2 separate regions of the Mus musculus genome follow, and region 1 is linked to region 2. A link is a loop called in an ENCODE intact Hi-C map of the cell type or tissue named here. Cell type or tissue: left cerebral cortex. All regions are shown on one strand.

What was found. Peaks named below come from ENCODE experiments on the same cell type or tissue, not always from the same donor. Only the 100,000 strongest peaks of a DNase experiment are listed, where the experiment ranks them.
Region 1: a loop joins it to region 2, with 4 times the contacts of the local background. A loop is called at or near these places in 2 of 42 quality-filtered maps.

Annotation. Positions count from the first base shown.
Region 1 is chr12:119,941,892-119,949,891 of GRCm38, forward strand. Tmem196 (transmembrane protein 196) reads left to right here and starts at 4,236. Exons shown (of 5, transcript NM_001294154.2): 1 at 4,236-4,729. The coding sequence starts at 4,583. In left cerebral cortex, no CTCF peak of the experiment used is centred here; DNase peaks (open chromatin) are centred at 4,257, 4,686 and 5,147; H3K4me3 peaks cover 2,352 bases; H3K27ac peaks cover 1,757 bases.
Region 2 is chr12:119,234,409-119,242,408 of GRCm38, forward strand. Itgb8 (integrin beta 8) reads right to left here and starts at 3,868. Exons shown (of 14, transcript NM_177290.3): 1 at 3,264-3,868. The coding sequence starts at 3,390. In left cerebral cortex, no CTCF peak of the experiment used is centred here; DNase peaks (open chromatin) are centred at 3,722, 4,043, 4,441 and 5,068; H3K4me3 peaks cover 4,677 bases; H3K27ac peaks cover 2,481 bases.

The DNA of each region.
Region 1 (8,000 bases), 710 kb after region 2:
GAAATGGGAGTCGGTGGGTTGGGGAGCAGGGCGGGGGAGGGGGGCATACAGGGGACTTTCGGAGAGAAAACTAGGAAAGGGGATAGCATTTGAAATATAAATGAAGAAAATAGCTAATACAAGAAAAAAGAAAACAATTCAGGAATTATTCTAGTTTTCTTCACTGTCACTGTGATAAAGACACTGACCAAAAGCAACTTGGAATAAAATGGTTTGGTTGGCTTATAGGTTACAGTCTATCACAAAGGTAAGCCAATGCAGGAACTCAAGAAAGGAACCTAGGGGCAGAATCTGAATCAGAGAACATGGAAAAATATTACTTACTGGCTTGCTCCCCATGTTTTGTTCAGCATGCTTTCTAGAGCCCGGAACTACCTTCCCAGGAGTAGCATTGCCCATAGTGTGCTAGGACCTTCCACATAAATCACTAATCAAGAAAATGCTCTCACAATCTATGCCTACAGGCCAGCCTGATGAAGGGAACGCTTCTTTTTAGTAATTCTCTAGTGTTTCTAGTCTGTTAGGTTGACACAGGGTTTGTATTAATTAAGGACTTTGCAATAACACCCTGCATTAGTCACTACCATTATCATTTTGCCATTATGTATCATTACATTAAGTGGGAGTGAATATTGGCCAATTTTCTGTTATAATAACAAGTTATCTAAGTGAATCCAACTTTAAAAAGAAGGGGTTTATTTTATCTCATGGTTCCATGGTTAGTCAGCCATACAGCTTTTTAGGCTGTGGTGAGTTGGAACATCTTAATAGCTAGCATATGGAGAGTGATATGCTCACCTTGTGATAACCAGGACAAGGGGAGGAAAAGAAAAAGAACGGTTGAGACCCCCAAAATCCAAAAAATAAATAAATAATAAAGAGACCCCAATATCCCATTCAAAATCATACCCCTGAAGACCTAAGTTCCTTCACATCCAGCCACAGGCTGAGGAGCAAACTTTTACTCAACAAGGTTTTGGGGTCATTCATAGCATAGATGAAGTGGTTTGTTTACTAATTCCTGGGTGTCTCTTTAACAAAATATTAAAATGTCTATAATTTGTAAAAAAAATAAGTATATAATAACCTTTGAATGCTTATTTGCAACTATAAGATCCTTAAATAGAAAGACCATAAAGAGTTATCAGTTAAAAAGCTTTAGAATTACTTTGAGATTACCTGTACATTCATTTATATCATACACAAGACAGCAGGTAGCAAGCTTGTGTTTTGCTCTTATTAAATATGAAGAAGTGTTGAACCTTCTCAATGGATCTCATGAGAAATACTTGCTGTGATGTAAGAAAAATTAAATCCTGGATTGTGAATGCACTGGAATTTAGATAGAATGGATTTTATATGAATTATCTTGGTTTATAGTTTAATTTTGGGGGGGGTGGTTTTTTTGAGACAGAGTTTTTCTGGAACTCATTCTGTAGACCAGGCTGGCCTATTATAATTATTTTGACATGATTTTGAGAGATAATGATAAGAATAATAATTTTTCAGCTTGAACTCTGTTTTTGTTCTTGATTTTTGTGAGTATGAAGAAATGTTAAAAGTATTTGGCCCAAGGAGCTGAAGGAACCTGCAATCCTATAGGTGGAACAACAATATGAACTAACCAATACCCCCCTCCCGGAGCTCGTGTCTCTAGCTGCATATGAATCAGAAAATGACCTAGTCGGCCATCAGTGGAACGAGAGGCCCGTTGGTCATGCAAACTTTATATGCCTCAGTACAGGGGAACGCCAGGGCCAAGAAGTGGGAGTTGGTGGGTAGGGGAGTGGGTGGGGAAGCGTGTGGGGGACTTTTAGGATAGCATTGGAAATGTAAATGAAATAAATACCCAATTAAAAAATAAAAAGTGAAAAAAAAGAAAATAACTATGTCTTAATCAGCAAAAAAAAAAAAAGTATTTGGAATCACTTTAGGAAACTCTTTACATTGTTTGAAAATGTAAAATATACTTTGTGTCAAAGAAAAGGTATTGTAAATGTCTTGCAGTTCTAATGTTGGTAGTCGGAATGGGACAATTAATTTCTTCTGTAGATAATAATTTTTTAATATATCACTCCTAAAATATTTGTTTGCTCTTAACTCAACTGTAGCTACTCATAGATTTAATCTGTTCTGGTTTAATTGTGATTTTCAGAAGTTTTGTGTTTTATACAAGTGATCCAGAATCAATCAAGGGTGGTTATATTTGGGTATATGACTAGAGTTTTAGATACTGAAGTAACTGGCTTCAAATGATCATGTCTGTCAGTAATGAACAATCAAACTCAAGAGGTGACATGTTTCTTTGTTCCTTTAAAACTCCTATATGGTTAACATCAAATGAGTGTTCACTATAATTCTCTCCCAGGGTAATTCTTTTCCACAGAAAACTACACTAATACCTTTTGATGATCATAACTTGTTTTCTTCCTCCAAAAGAATAAAAAATAGAAAGACAAAACAAAGTAGCTAAATTCAAACCAGAAGTGAAGTAGCATAGATGTCTCATTTCTGTTTACGTTTGACTTATACAATATTTAAATATCATAAGTATTGCTTTTTTAAATCCACAAACTGCTTGAGAAATTCTGGAAACTGGTTATCTGGAGGGAAATGTTTTGAGAAGTGGAAAGGAACATCACTAATTATCAGTCAACATCACTTATATAAGTTGTGCTCTGAATATCACAATAGCTGAAAATTCCTTAACATTTAATAACTCGCAATCCTTCTTTGATTTTCTTTTTCTCAAGTTCTAAAACTTGTAAAATAAGCATATCATAAAAAAAGAAATGAGAGTGTAGAAGTTAAGCTATGAAGCATGTTCTGAATCAAATATATAAAGGTAAAACTGACACTCCTGGGGCAGAATTAGGGCTTCTGTTTCCTCACATTGGTTCTTGAAAATAAAAAATGCGTCATGTAATCCCAAAGGAGCTTACTGTGTATTTGTCTGCATGTGGGCAGAGGCAAAGATGCCCTCATATTGTGGTCCCCTTTGTCTATATTTCCCTTCAACGCATCTCTAACTGAAGAATAAGTTCTTGAGAAAGATGGTTGATGAATCCATAACTCAGAACTCATCCAGAAAATTTTCAGTAGAACACCTTGAGATGTTTCCTGGGGGGGGGGGGGGGATCAGTAAAATATAAGCAATTCCACTATATCTAGGCTCCCAAAATTCACCAGAAAGAGCAACAAAATCACACAGCCCACGCTTGAGTCCCTGCCATAATGATTCAGAATTGAAGATGGTCAAAATCAGTTTTGTACTAGGTCAGACTTTTTCTCTGTTTATAAGTAATGCTTGTTCTGGTGTAGTACTTAAGTGTATGTATCTCAACTGAAATGAGATAACAACACAGGGTCTCTGTAAGCTGCTTCTGACTATGCCTCTCAGGTATGTAGCTATCAAGGAAAATATGCCTCCAGCAGACAGCTTCTTCCCTCTAGGATAAGAAGGTACAAAGTAGTGATAGCAGAATGGACCCTCTCTCTTAAAGAGCAGGCTCCAGTCTGGGCTCACTGATATAAATGAGTCCTCCAATGAGGGTCCGCTCAAATCTTTGTATAATCAGGGGTCTGGCTTCTTTCTATTTCCGTGCACTTGGTTTTCCTTTGCTCCTGAACCAGAGAAAAGTACATGTAGAGGAAAGTTTTGCATAGAATGAGCCTATATTGATATAAGGACCAGGCATAGCCACCCCTCCTGTCTGAGGCAGAAACCCAAGAGGAATTGAGTAGAGGAGTAACGAGTTTAGGATACTTAGGTTGGGTGCAGGGGCGGGGCGAATCAGAGGTCAGCCAAGAGTATTGGTCCTAGACCCACAAATACATCAGGATTCTCCCTCCTCCGTTAGCCTCCTAAACCCCAATGAGGTCATAGCAATGAGAGAGAATCAGATTCAAGAGAGGGGGGAGGAAGAGGACAACAACGGGGGAAAAAAATCCAGACGGAAAGAGGCCATCAGACAAGGTCGCTTTTTCTGGCGACACAGCAAGTGCTAGGAACGTGGTGCTGAATACCATCCACCCGCTCTGCCTAGAGACCTAGAGACTCACAGAAGCACTTTGCGCAGACAGGAAAACAAAGGAGGGAAGGCGAGAGGACAGGCGGAGAGGAGTTGTAAGCAGCTCCCCTTTATTACTAGGAAATCAAGCTTGGTTCCTCCGCCAGGAAGAAGGGAGCCAGAGAGGTGCGGAAGGCTCCTGGGGGCGCAGAGCAGAGACACGGCAGAACTCTGGACTGCGCCTCCGACACTGGCAAGGCTTCCGATCCAGAGTCCGTTCTCCAGAGCCTGGCTCCTCAATAAAAGCTTCTGGACTCCCACCCATCGCTCAACAGTCCCTGTGTGAACCCGCCACGGGCTGGATTAGCTGTCTTCTCTGGCCAGGCCCACGGAAATGGTTCTCTGGTTCTGAAAATCCAGACCTTGTGGATAATGTTTTGCTGGTGAAGAAAGAAAAGTTTGAGGAGCTGGACTGTGGTAGGGGGCGGAAGGGGCTGAGGAGGACTTTGGAAGAAAGAAGGTAGATGATCAGCTTTCATCTCTGAGCTGGAAGGAATGATGACCCAAGGAGAATGTGCACCAGCGGCCAGATCATTGGGAGCCTTTTGGTGCTCTCTGTGCTGGAGATAGGGCTGGGGGTGTCCAGCGTGGCCGTGGGGGCGGTCAGCTTCAGCCTGGCTCTCCGAGAGCACACGCCGCAGCTCGGAGACTCGTCCCCGGTATGGAGCGGGGTGTGTGTACGTTGAGCCATTTCACTCTCTCTTTACCTCTTTTCGGGGATGGTCAGTGTGTGCGTGCCTTAGTCACTGTCTCCTGGGAAAACAATATTATAATACTCCTCTGCCTGTAGGTTCCAATTGACAAGCTCTGCTGGTTTATATTGTCTTTTTGTGTATTAGGGAAGCTTTTTTCCTCTTCACTGGATTTAAAACTAAAATGAATGGCTTTATTTAAACTTGAGGGGAGGAGGGTCAGTTTGAGGATTCTGCAAGACTGACCAGTGTTAGTCTTTACAGGGTTACACCTGACAAGGGCAAACTCACTTGTTTATGTCTTTTACTGAAAATGTTACATCATTTTATTGTACAAAGAGCAAGCAAGGGGTAGTTATCTGTTTATATGTGGGCAGTATGCTCAAGGTGCACCGATGCAACAGTGATATGACCAAAATGGAAAGTGAGCTGAGCCTCTGAAAGGTCTGAGGAAAGATGAGCATTGTCTCAGAAAGCACTGCTTTCAATTTGCCTTGCTACCTTTCTCATACTCACTTCTGAATATTCTGTTGTAAGTTCAAGGCCACCAGTTAAACAAACAGCAGTAAGAAATGTAATGCCATCCTAATGGTAGAGTAACTCACTTTAAAGTGTGCTTATCTACTCAGAAAACAATATTGGGTTTTTTTTGGGGGGGGGGTTGTTTTGTTTTGTTTTGTTTCAGGTCAGGGGCAGACCTAACAAACATTTTGTTTGCTCATGTAGGAAGAATTGCAAGGAAGCCACCAAAATCAATAAAATAACTACCTGATAATGAAAAGGCGCTCTCTCTCTCTCTCTCTCTCTCTCTCTCTCTCTCTCGTGTGTGTGTGTGTGTGTGTGTGTGTGTGTGTGTGTGTGTGTGTGTGTAGTGTGTGTGTGTGTGTGTGTGTGTGTGTGTGTGTGTGTGTTGATCCTCCTTCCTTTTCCCCTCTCTCTCCTAGCTCCTCATAGCTGCCATGCCAACCTGAGTCTCTAACTTGATTGTATTTCCTGCATAATTTATTAAGGAGCTATTCTGCTGTTGACAATCCATACTCCATTTAACAATCACGATTTCATCACTAAATTACTAAGAGAAAGATCATTTATGAATTTAAGAAAATCCATTCCAAAGTCATTCATAAAAGGTGTTCCAGCCCTCTGAGTACTGTGAAATTGTACCTTGAATAATTGGCTTTTATACTTTTTTTCAGGTATGATACATGTTTATAGATTAAACAACTTAAAAGACAAAAAGGAAAAGAACAATTCTAGCATTAAATTACCCCTAGAATCTTTTTTTTGAATTCTATAAGTTTATATCAACCCACATTAACTATCTTGTTCTTTAATATGGAAATGTTGCCAATGTAAGTATAACTTTGAGTTTGAAAGAATAAGGGGTCCATCTTAAATTCCACATCTATTACGTGGTTATAAGTATTTTGAGAATTGTGGTTATTATTATTAATAAAATTTCTAATGCCCAACTATCAAAATAAAATACAATGCAAGCATATTTTTAAAAAGAGGTGAAATATGTTCTGATGGCTCAAAAAAAATGCCTCATGTCTCCCATTCATTAAACACAAGAAATTGAGTGAATTAAAGTAAACTGCCTCTAAATAATATATTAAAACCATTTTATCTTAAGATATTTTAAATAACTATGTTATTAAACATAATGAATATTTTCCTTCCAAACGGGATATTATATAAATGAGCTAATGCACAAATGCAAAAACTTTTGGATCATCTCAAAGAAAGATCAGCCATATTGATCTAGTCATTACTATAAATAATGTTTTCTACTTTAATTAGCTTTTTATAGTAAGCACAATTCACCAAGATTCTTGGAAGAATAGTTTTGAATACTGTAATATGGTTTTGTAAAAAGAAAAATAAAAATTCATTCACTCAACTGAATGAATTATTTTGACACTGAAATGTTCAAATAATTACTCACTTTTTAAATTCCATGTCATAAGAAAAAAATACATTTGTAAAGAAATAAATCCCCAGTTGGAATAATCATGATTTTCAAAATGTAAAGTGGCTAAGCATATTATTGAAATGGTTTCAAATTCTTTTGTGATATATTTTTGGATGATCTTTTCATTTCTTCTCTGGTAAATCCATATAACTAATATTTATAGAGAGTTCAACATGTGAATTGCATTTTACTAGTGACTACAGAAACTACAAAATATGAGTCAAAATACTGTCTTCAGAGAGGTATTACCCACCCCAAAGAATACTAGAATTTAGAATTGATGGAGGTAAGAGTATGACCTCAGAGAGGTTAGGAGTAAATAGGGAAGAGAAAAGTTGAAATGGGCAATACTGATGACCTTGAAGGTTTCCTGGAGTTAAAATCAATATATCACAGTGTTATTATCTCATGAGGTAAGGTCTCAAGACAAATTAACTGAATGTAAATCTCAGATCTACCATTACTAGTTGGGGGACTAACAATCCCCCCATGTAAAAAAGAGGATTGAGACATTTATCAATTAATGAAAAATGAACAATCTCTTAGAAAAGTGCATTGTGTATCATAAGCATGAAGTAAATGTGAGCAGCTAGTCCTGACCCAAGATTGCAGAGATGAGTATGAGAAGTAAGAACTCTGGATTACTGTGGGTGAAGGCAATGGACTAGGATGGAATGAAATATAAAAATTTCTCTGTTTTTGTTAGGTTTAAGTGTATGAACAGAAAGACAGAAAGAGTGATGGTGGCAAGACTATGACATGCTGTGTGTCAAGCTTAAGCAATAGATTTTTGTCATGTTTCCAAAAATCATCTTAATTCTTACATCCCAAAGAGACTCCAAGAAGATAAACAGAGAAGCTCAGTAGAAAAATCTTTAATTTCTCTGGCAATTTATCAATTAATGTCTGTATTTTATGAATACAAATGAGGCATACAAAAATTAACCTGTCAGACTGTACAGAGTCTAAATAGGACTGTGTTTTGATTAGTATATGGTTCTTTACTTCAAAACATTAATATCATTATGACAGCTTTCTGAATTAAGTTTACAGTCAGTAGAAATAAAGGTTGCACTGTAGAGGATTATTTTTTATTGAGAGGGACTAAGATCATAAGTGTTTTATCTAGGACATGTACATGGAAATTTTAGGAAGTTATATAGTTATTTGGCCTCAAGCTTGCTAATTTTTTGATGACTTAAAATGATATAATACTTGAGTAAAGAGCTTTGTGTATGTAACATACATGCTTACAGAAATGAT
Region 2 (8,000 bases):
AAAACCAGTGTTGGAGAAAGCAGTTAATCCAGGAGATCATAGATCTTAAAAGCTAACTGTTGGGTGGCCAGTACCAACTTCCTAATTGATGAAAGGTCTAGTAGATGATAACTAAGGATTAGATAACAGATTTGACAATCAGTCACCAAATCTGAGTTGAGCAGAACCTCCACATGGTAAATAAAGCTTTCCACAAGCTCTCAGTATTGTGAGATGAAATAAGCTTGAAACTCTTTCAAAGCACTTACAGTAGAAGGACATTTTTGAAATCATATCAGCTACTTGTTTTCACATGTAAGGCAAGCATGGATGACTTTTAAACAGACCCCAAAGTGTCTTTGTCACCTAAAGACAGAATTACTACATACACATTGTATGAAAGTGACATAGAAGACTAGCTAAAGAATTTTGGAGGCTAGTGAGATGGCTCAGTGGTTAACATGCTTGCATAGCTAGATCTCCAGAAGCCCACATATAGATGTCCAGTTGGCATGTTAATTGCTTATAATTCTAGACTTGGGAAATGGGAACAGAATCCTCAGAAACAATCTGGCTAACAAGACTAGCCACATCAGTGAATTCTGGTTTTGACTGAGAGACTCTGCTTCAATGAATAAGGTAAAAGAGCAATGTAGTATGGTTTCGACATCAACCTCAGGCCTCCAAATGCATATTCATCCACATGCATTCATACCCACGCATATATGCACCCCCCACATGCAAAATCATTGCTGTGCATTCATGCATACATGAGTGCGTGCGCACACACACTCACTCTCTCACACACACACACACACTAAAACTGAGGATATTCAGAGAATACTTGATATGATGAAATCTATTTCAGGGAAAGTCATACTGTTGTCACAAAGCAAAGCTCATTCTGTAGATTGGTTGTAATGGAAAAAGTACAATAGCTAAATAAAAAGAAAATGAAATCTCATTGCAATAATAGCTACCATTTGTTAAAGAAATTGTGAGTTTTGAGATGTATCATTTTTCTATTGCTATGTAATTGGGTGACAAATTAGTTTTAATCTTTTAAAATTAGCAAGTGTAGAAATAAAATGTTGCTGCAATAACTCTTCAATATTAACTATTTTTTATTTAATGGAAAAACATTAGTGACCAGCTTTTTAATGTTGGCATTGATGATTTCAATTGTCTTCAGTCTCCATTAGTTTTTGCAAAGGAAAATTAAAAGGAACTAGAGTGATGTCTACATCAGAAATCTTTGCATCTCATTCATAATATACTCTACCCACAGTATTCAGCCACCTTCAACTCTCTCTGCTCACACTACTATAAGTCTAATGTACATTTGTATAAATTGTTCTTTAAAAATAAAACTGAAGTGATATATAGCTATAGTCTTCTTACTATGGCTTTATTGCCCTCAGCATCTTCTTGGTGTAAACTACTGGGCATGGGAACAAGATTTCCTTTGTAACCGATACCTAAATTTCTATTCTGCTTTAAGCATTTAATTTGCACAGTAAGACCTGTAATTTAAGACTTGTAGCTGTATCACAAAGTACAGCTGTTTATAGTGATCTCTAATTTGCTGAGTAGTACTGGCTATAATTTTTTTTTCATGTTTTAAACTACCATGCAAGTCATTATACATCAGAAGCTTTTGTATATTGACAGGGACTGGGAAAAGGATGCCTTGTTTTGATTTCAGATAAGCATTCACTTTTCAGGTCAGCAGGTGCAAGGCAGCCCATTCATAATACTTGCTTCAAATCAATAATAGTCACTGGATGGAAATATCTTGCTGGTACACAGGAACTTGACTTATCTCTACAAGCACAATGAACTTTTAAAAACCTTTGTTATTAGCAAAGATTAAAGGTGAGTGAGACTTTCTTTGGAACAAAATATATTCTGTTGACATAAGTTTTGGTCAGTTTATTGGTGCGAATGTTTACTAAATCTAGGAGAACACTTTATTTACTGACATAGGGTGGAATTAAGCTCAGTGGAAAATCTGCTGTGGCAAACACATGTTCCATTCAAAAGATACTTGATAAGGAGTGTGACTCTTTCCTTTGTATTAGGTTTCATTTATTTTGAAATCTCAAAGTCTCAAAATAACTACAAAATGAAAGTTGACTCTAGTTTGTCCTGTTTGATACAACTAGGAAAATCTCACCCAAAACTAATGCTAGACAACTATATATGCAATAATTAGAAGAAATTGCCTGGGCTTCTCTATTATAAACTTTTACATATAAGTATTTACTTTAGTTAACTTCAGGAAGAAAGCCAGCACACCAATTTAAAGTAAAGGACTAAATTTCAGTTTTACAACAGAAGTGAGGCTATTAATTAAAACTCCTTTAAGGTTGAGAGACTACAGTAAGTCTCTAATAAAATTTAAGGGATTAGTAACCCGAAGGGAAAAGTAAGTAAGTAAGTAAATAAATAAATAAATAAATAAGGCAATGGTAACTCCATCTGCAAAAAAAAAAAAAAAAAACATTTGGCCTCTATGGTAAATTTAATCCTTAGATTGTTATTATTACTTATTCTGTTTCATGAGTCACCAAGAATACAATGCTAACATGTTAAAGTGCCAAGCCCCCTCTCATGCACTGTCTGACTAGAAATGACTTGGGAAAGGTAGGCATCTATATCTGTTTTACAGATGAAGACAATAAAAGTTTATAGAGAGGTGACCTCTTGGTAACAGAGACCAAACTTAGGGGACAGATCATTTAGCCACAATAATTTAACAATCCCACCCCTCCGCAGGGCAGTGGCTTAAACCATGAATGGATATTCCTCAAGGGCATTAATTCATTCAAGCTGAATGTTATGGCAGAAGAAACTTGTTCTTTCTTAGACCAATAAATGAAAGACTCTTTCCTTTTATAAACCATCTTAGCCACAGGCTCTTAGTGGATGATGCTCCACCCCTAAGGTGAAAAGTTGGGGAATACAGACTATATAGTGATATCCTCAGGAAATACTGGAACCCCCAAACTGCATTCTGTAAGTACAACAGACTCTTTCCCAAACTTCAACTCAAATAAACTTTTCCCAGCACTGTGGACTATTGCTGTCACTTAGGGGTGAAAATGCCTGATACCTGGCTTCTTTATGGAGAACTTTGTTACACACCTGCCCTCCTGAAGTCTCAGCAGGACTGACCAGGACTGACATCTTCCACTTACCTGTCAGGGATGCCCAGGCCATAAGCTCTCAATACCAGCCCAAGACTTTGGGAGAAGGGAAGAAAACAAAGTAAAATAACTTACCACTTTGGCCCAGTCCGAGAACAAGTGAAAATACCCAGGCTGCCCCAAGAACCAAGGCTGGACCTCGCTGGCAGTTGTGCAGAGAGAGCAGTGCAGCAGTCAGAAAAGCCAGGGCCGAGCCGCACATAATGCAAAGCAGCCCGCCCGGTGCCTACTGCCTAGTTGCTTTCCTGATGCGCTCTCCCGACTTGAGAGCGCACCTTGAGGCCCGTGGGCTGCGAGTCCCTAGGACCTTTTCGACAGGCCGGGTTGGCCGACCCAGTTGCTCTCAGTAGGCGATACAGGTATTCGGTCCAGGGCAGCTCTCTGCATCTCAGGGCCCTTAAGGCCCTCCCAGCTCCGCACGGCGGGGCTTGCAGTCTCAACAAAAAGCACCTCCTTGGACAGCCGATGGCCCGCGGGGGCGAAGCAAGTACGGGCTCCACAGTCCGCTCCCAGACAAAGAAAAGAGCTTTTGTTTCTCCCCAGCCGATGGGGCTCTGCTGCATAAATCAGCTTAGCGAAGAGCCAAACACAATCAAACCCAAACAAAGCCTGAGGCTGGGGGGAAAACCACCCTAATGTAATTCACAGGGTGATGCTGCTTTAGTGGGAGGGGACGGCTAGAAGGCCAAGGGGGTGGGGGAGTTGCTGGCGCATCAGTCGGTGCTAGCTTCTTCCACAGGTGGGCAGGGAGGCCAACTCCACTTAGTCGCAGCTAGCAGAGGTTCAGGCGGCAGCGTTCCGATTGGCGGGAGAGGAGACACGGGTGCCAGCAGCTTGGGGAAGCAGCTCCGCGAGCTCCCTAGAAGCTCCTGTCTGCACTCGCGGGCAACCAACAAGGCATCCCAGTTGCTTACTGGGCTAGAAGGGGATGTTCCATGCACCTCGCTGGGAGGGAGCTGCGTACCCTTGTCCTTTCTCGGACTCTGTCGGCTCAGGCGTCTGGCCACCCAGAACCCTGGCAGCTGATGCGTTCTGGGATGAGAGGGAAGAGAGGCAGGCGATGGGCAGGGATGGGGTGATCTAGTTCTGTGGTCCCCCGTGGGGGCTCCCAGCTTTCGGGTGGCTGGGCGTGCTCCGAGCTGAGAGTTGCTAGGAAACCTCCCCACGCTACAGTGCTCCTTGCTTGGGTCGCCAGCAAGCGCAGTGGCGGCCCAGGACAGCAGCAGCAGCAGAAGCAGCAAACAGCTCCAGCTCGGAGTAGCGTGGGCGGGACATTGGTGAGGCATGAAGTCACCGCGGCCCACACTCGCTCTTTGTTTTGCTCACTCCAGCTCTTTTTTCTCCCCCCTCGAATCTAATAGTTGCCATTCCCATCGTTCTCAAGAATTCCTGGTGCGTAGTGGCGCAACAGGAATCGCATGCTGAGTTCTCTTTTCTCTCACCCCCTCGCCCCCCAATTCTGAGTTCCAACGCTTCCATAACGGTATAGGTGGAAAACTTCTCGCAGCTCGAGTGGCAGCATGAACCCCAACATTTCATCCTCTTGCCGCGTGCTCCTTTGTTCAGGAATCCTTACTGGCCCGCAGCTGCTGAATACAAAGTAGATTTCGGGGGCCTCTCCCCTCCCCCAACACTGCTCTCAGAGTATTCACTGCCCGCTTTCCTTGCAGCCTTAAGACCTTGCCCTGTGTCTGATCCCAAATCTGTCTGAGGTCTTCCCAGACTTTGGAGATTTAGACAAGATGTATTCTACTGTCAGATATATTTCGTTGTTCCTTTTGTAGACCCTCAGCCCTGAAAGGGGCAGCCTAGCTTTTTCCCAGGGTCTGTTTGTGGTTCTTTGGCCTTTTGTTGGTTACAATGGATCTTTTGACCTTAAACGCCACCTTCTCAGTAAAAGGAAACAAGAAGTTGCAGATGGCAGCAGAAGAGTGAATGAATACAAGCTTGCAATTCAGTTTTGCAGTTTTGGGTGAGGCTAAAGCGTTGCTAAACTGGACAGCCAAGGAAGTAGTAGCATTGCCTCTCCAGGTCTTGTCAGCGCCCTCGACACCTTAAGGAGAAGGAAGAAACACAGTTCTCTAGGTTTGGGAAAGAGCTCCTTTTCTAATTTGATACTGGAGACCTTGGCTCCTAGTTTCCCCTAGAGCCCAATAATTTTCATTGTATTGAAGTTCAGTTCGACTTTTTTTTACTAGTGGCTTACACAACACCACTTTTTTCAGGCATCAGACCCAGTCCAGCCAGGTCAAGGTGAACTATAGGGGATTTTTTTCTCCTTAATTGTTTCCGGCTTCTTATTTGGAGTAAAGAAAACAAGTAGGAGGTCCCACCAACCCTCCTCTTTAAAAAACTTCTTTCTGTTTTCTAATTGTTGACAGTGAATGGAAAGTACCTGGTTAATAAACCACAACATCAAAAACTCCCCTTTCTTCAGGTGTGGACTGTACATTGGACTAACAGTAAAGCCAGGAACCTAGTTAGTAAAGTGCCCTAGATCTGTTAAGGAGGATCATTTGTGAAGCTAAGGGGGCAATCCATACTTCAACGACTGATGTCAGTCAACACAACTCCAAGCCACTGTACTTCATTTTCAAATTTTCATTCTTTGGTTTTTCAAATTTCTTCCTGGATATCTTCATTGAGATGTAGCTACTGTAAAGTAGCTGAGATAGGTTGGAACAAAAACATAGCATAGTGAAGATATGGTTAGAGCCACTTCAGCTGGGAAGTGTGTTTATTTTCTTGAAATTATGTGACAAACCTAGGCAATGCAGCAACCCTTGAGGCATTGCAAAGCTCTGACAAAGATAACAAGTTAATCTCAATAGCATCCAGTCTGCCTTGTGAAATTACTGATACATTAATGTTTCAGTCAACCTGCTTTTACATCAGAAATGACAGTTACAATACTAAATGAGACAGAAGCTTATACAATAAGAATGGATGAAATTTTGTGAAACTGCTAAAGTATATAATTTTATATTGTTAGGTGTTCATATACTTTACATCTGAACTCAAACCTACTGTGTGAAAAGATAAAACAATGAAATAAATTTGTTTCGGAAAGGTTGAAAGTCATTCAAAAGACAGCCATTTCTGGCCACGAAATACATGCCAGAGTTTGGGGGTAGACTGCAGTTGGTAAATGTCACACAAGCATGAGGTCTTGAATTTGGATCCCCACAACCTACATAAAAAGCTTGGCATGGGACCCCCTTCCCCGAGCTCCAGAGGACCAGACGGATTTCCAAAGCTCATTGACCAGACAGCTGAATCCATTAGTTCCAGGTTGAATGAAAGAGCTTGTCTTAAAAAACCAAAAAAACAAAAGCAAAAGATGGATTGAAATTGAGAAAAGCATCCAATAAGAGAAATCGAGAAAAGTGTTCAGAGTCAACCTCTACCCACTGTCCACAGGCATGCACTCACATATGCATATATATGCCATGATACATGTTTATTGGCACACTGACAAGTTGCCTCAGTTTTGTTTCCTGTTGCTGTCATATAAATACTTTCACGAGATCAACCTAAGAAAAGGTTTGCTAGTCTCTCAATTGAAGGTGACAGTCCATTATTTCAAGGAAAAATCAAGTTGACAGAAACTTCAAAGAGCAAATCACTCAGGGCAAGCAATACCCAGGGTCCCCTCTCCTTTCATTCACTCCAGGCCAGAACATGAAAAGGTGCTGCCTACATCCAGGGGGAGCCTTTCCACATCAATGAACCCAATTAAGAAAATCCCTCTCAGACAAAGCCAATGAAGAGAATCCCTCATTCTGACTCCTTTCTCAAGTGAATCTAGATAGTGTCAAGCTGACAAAATGAACAACCACCACACAAGTACATACACAACACAGGTACCACTATGCATTCATCCAAAACTCCCCAATGCCAATTCTTAAAGGTTATTGAACAATCACAGCATTATTTGCCACTAATTTTCTGTTGGAAAGAGAGTATAATTCTGGTTATCAAAATAAAAATAAAATAATGTGCTAGACAATAGACTGTGAGCCTATAGATATGAGGAAGACATCTGAACATTTTTGGTTATGAAAATATAATTACTCCTGAAATTCTGCAGTTCATCCTTGAGTTTTCTTATAATAAATGTAACAAATAACCTAGGGACAAAAGGTGTACTTGTATTGAGTAAATGTCACTGGCTACATAACTTATAATTTCTCTTGTAAAAAAAAGGGGGGGCATGATACTATAAAGAAATACAGTATTATCTCCATTGTTACCTGAAGTTTAACAAAGAAAAATGTTCAAGATGATGACTAATTCCTGTTTTCTATCATGTTTCTCGCTTTGACATTTCTGATAGCTAATTTTTCATCATTTTCAGTAATGAGAGCAAATTAAAGTCATAGATAGTCTAAAATAAGATTCTAGCTATTCATTCCAGCCTTTGAACCATTAGACTCTTTGAGTTGTTAATAAGTCATAAAATTAGATGACTTAAGCTTCTACCCTACTCCTTTAACCTTAATTTCTTGCCAATGCAGTTTATGGTGAGCATGAATAAGCTGTGTGGGTAGTAGGAATAACAGACACATCTGAAAGACTTTTATTGAGTATGTAAATGTGAAACTGATTTTTTTTCCAAATGACTTATTTCATACTTGCATCCACAGCTATATTAACATTTCAAAAATATGTCTTTTGATGTTGAGGCTAGAGCTACTGGATAGATTTTTAGGGTATCATCATAAGTCTATAAACTTCTCTCAGCTACAGCTCATAAGAGATGAAAATGATCTAAAAATTGGACTATGTCATGAAAATGATCATGTCTAGGTG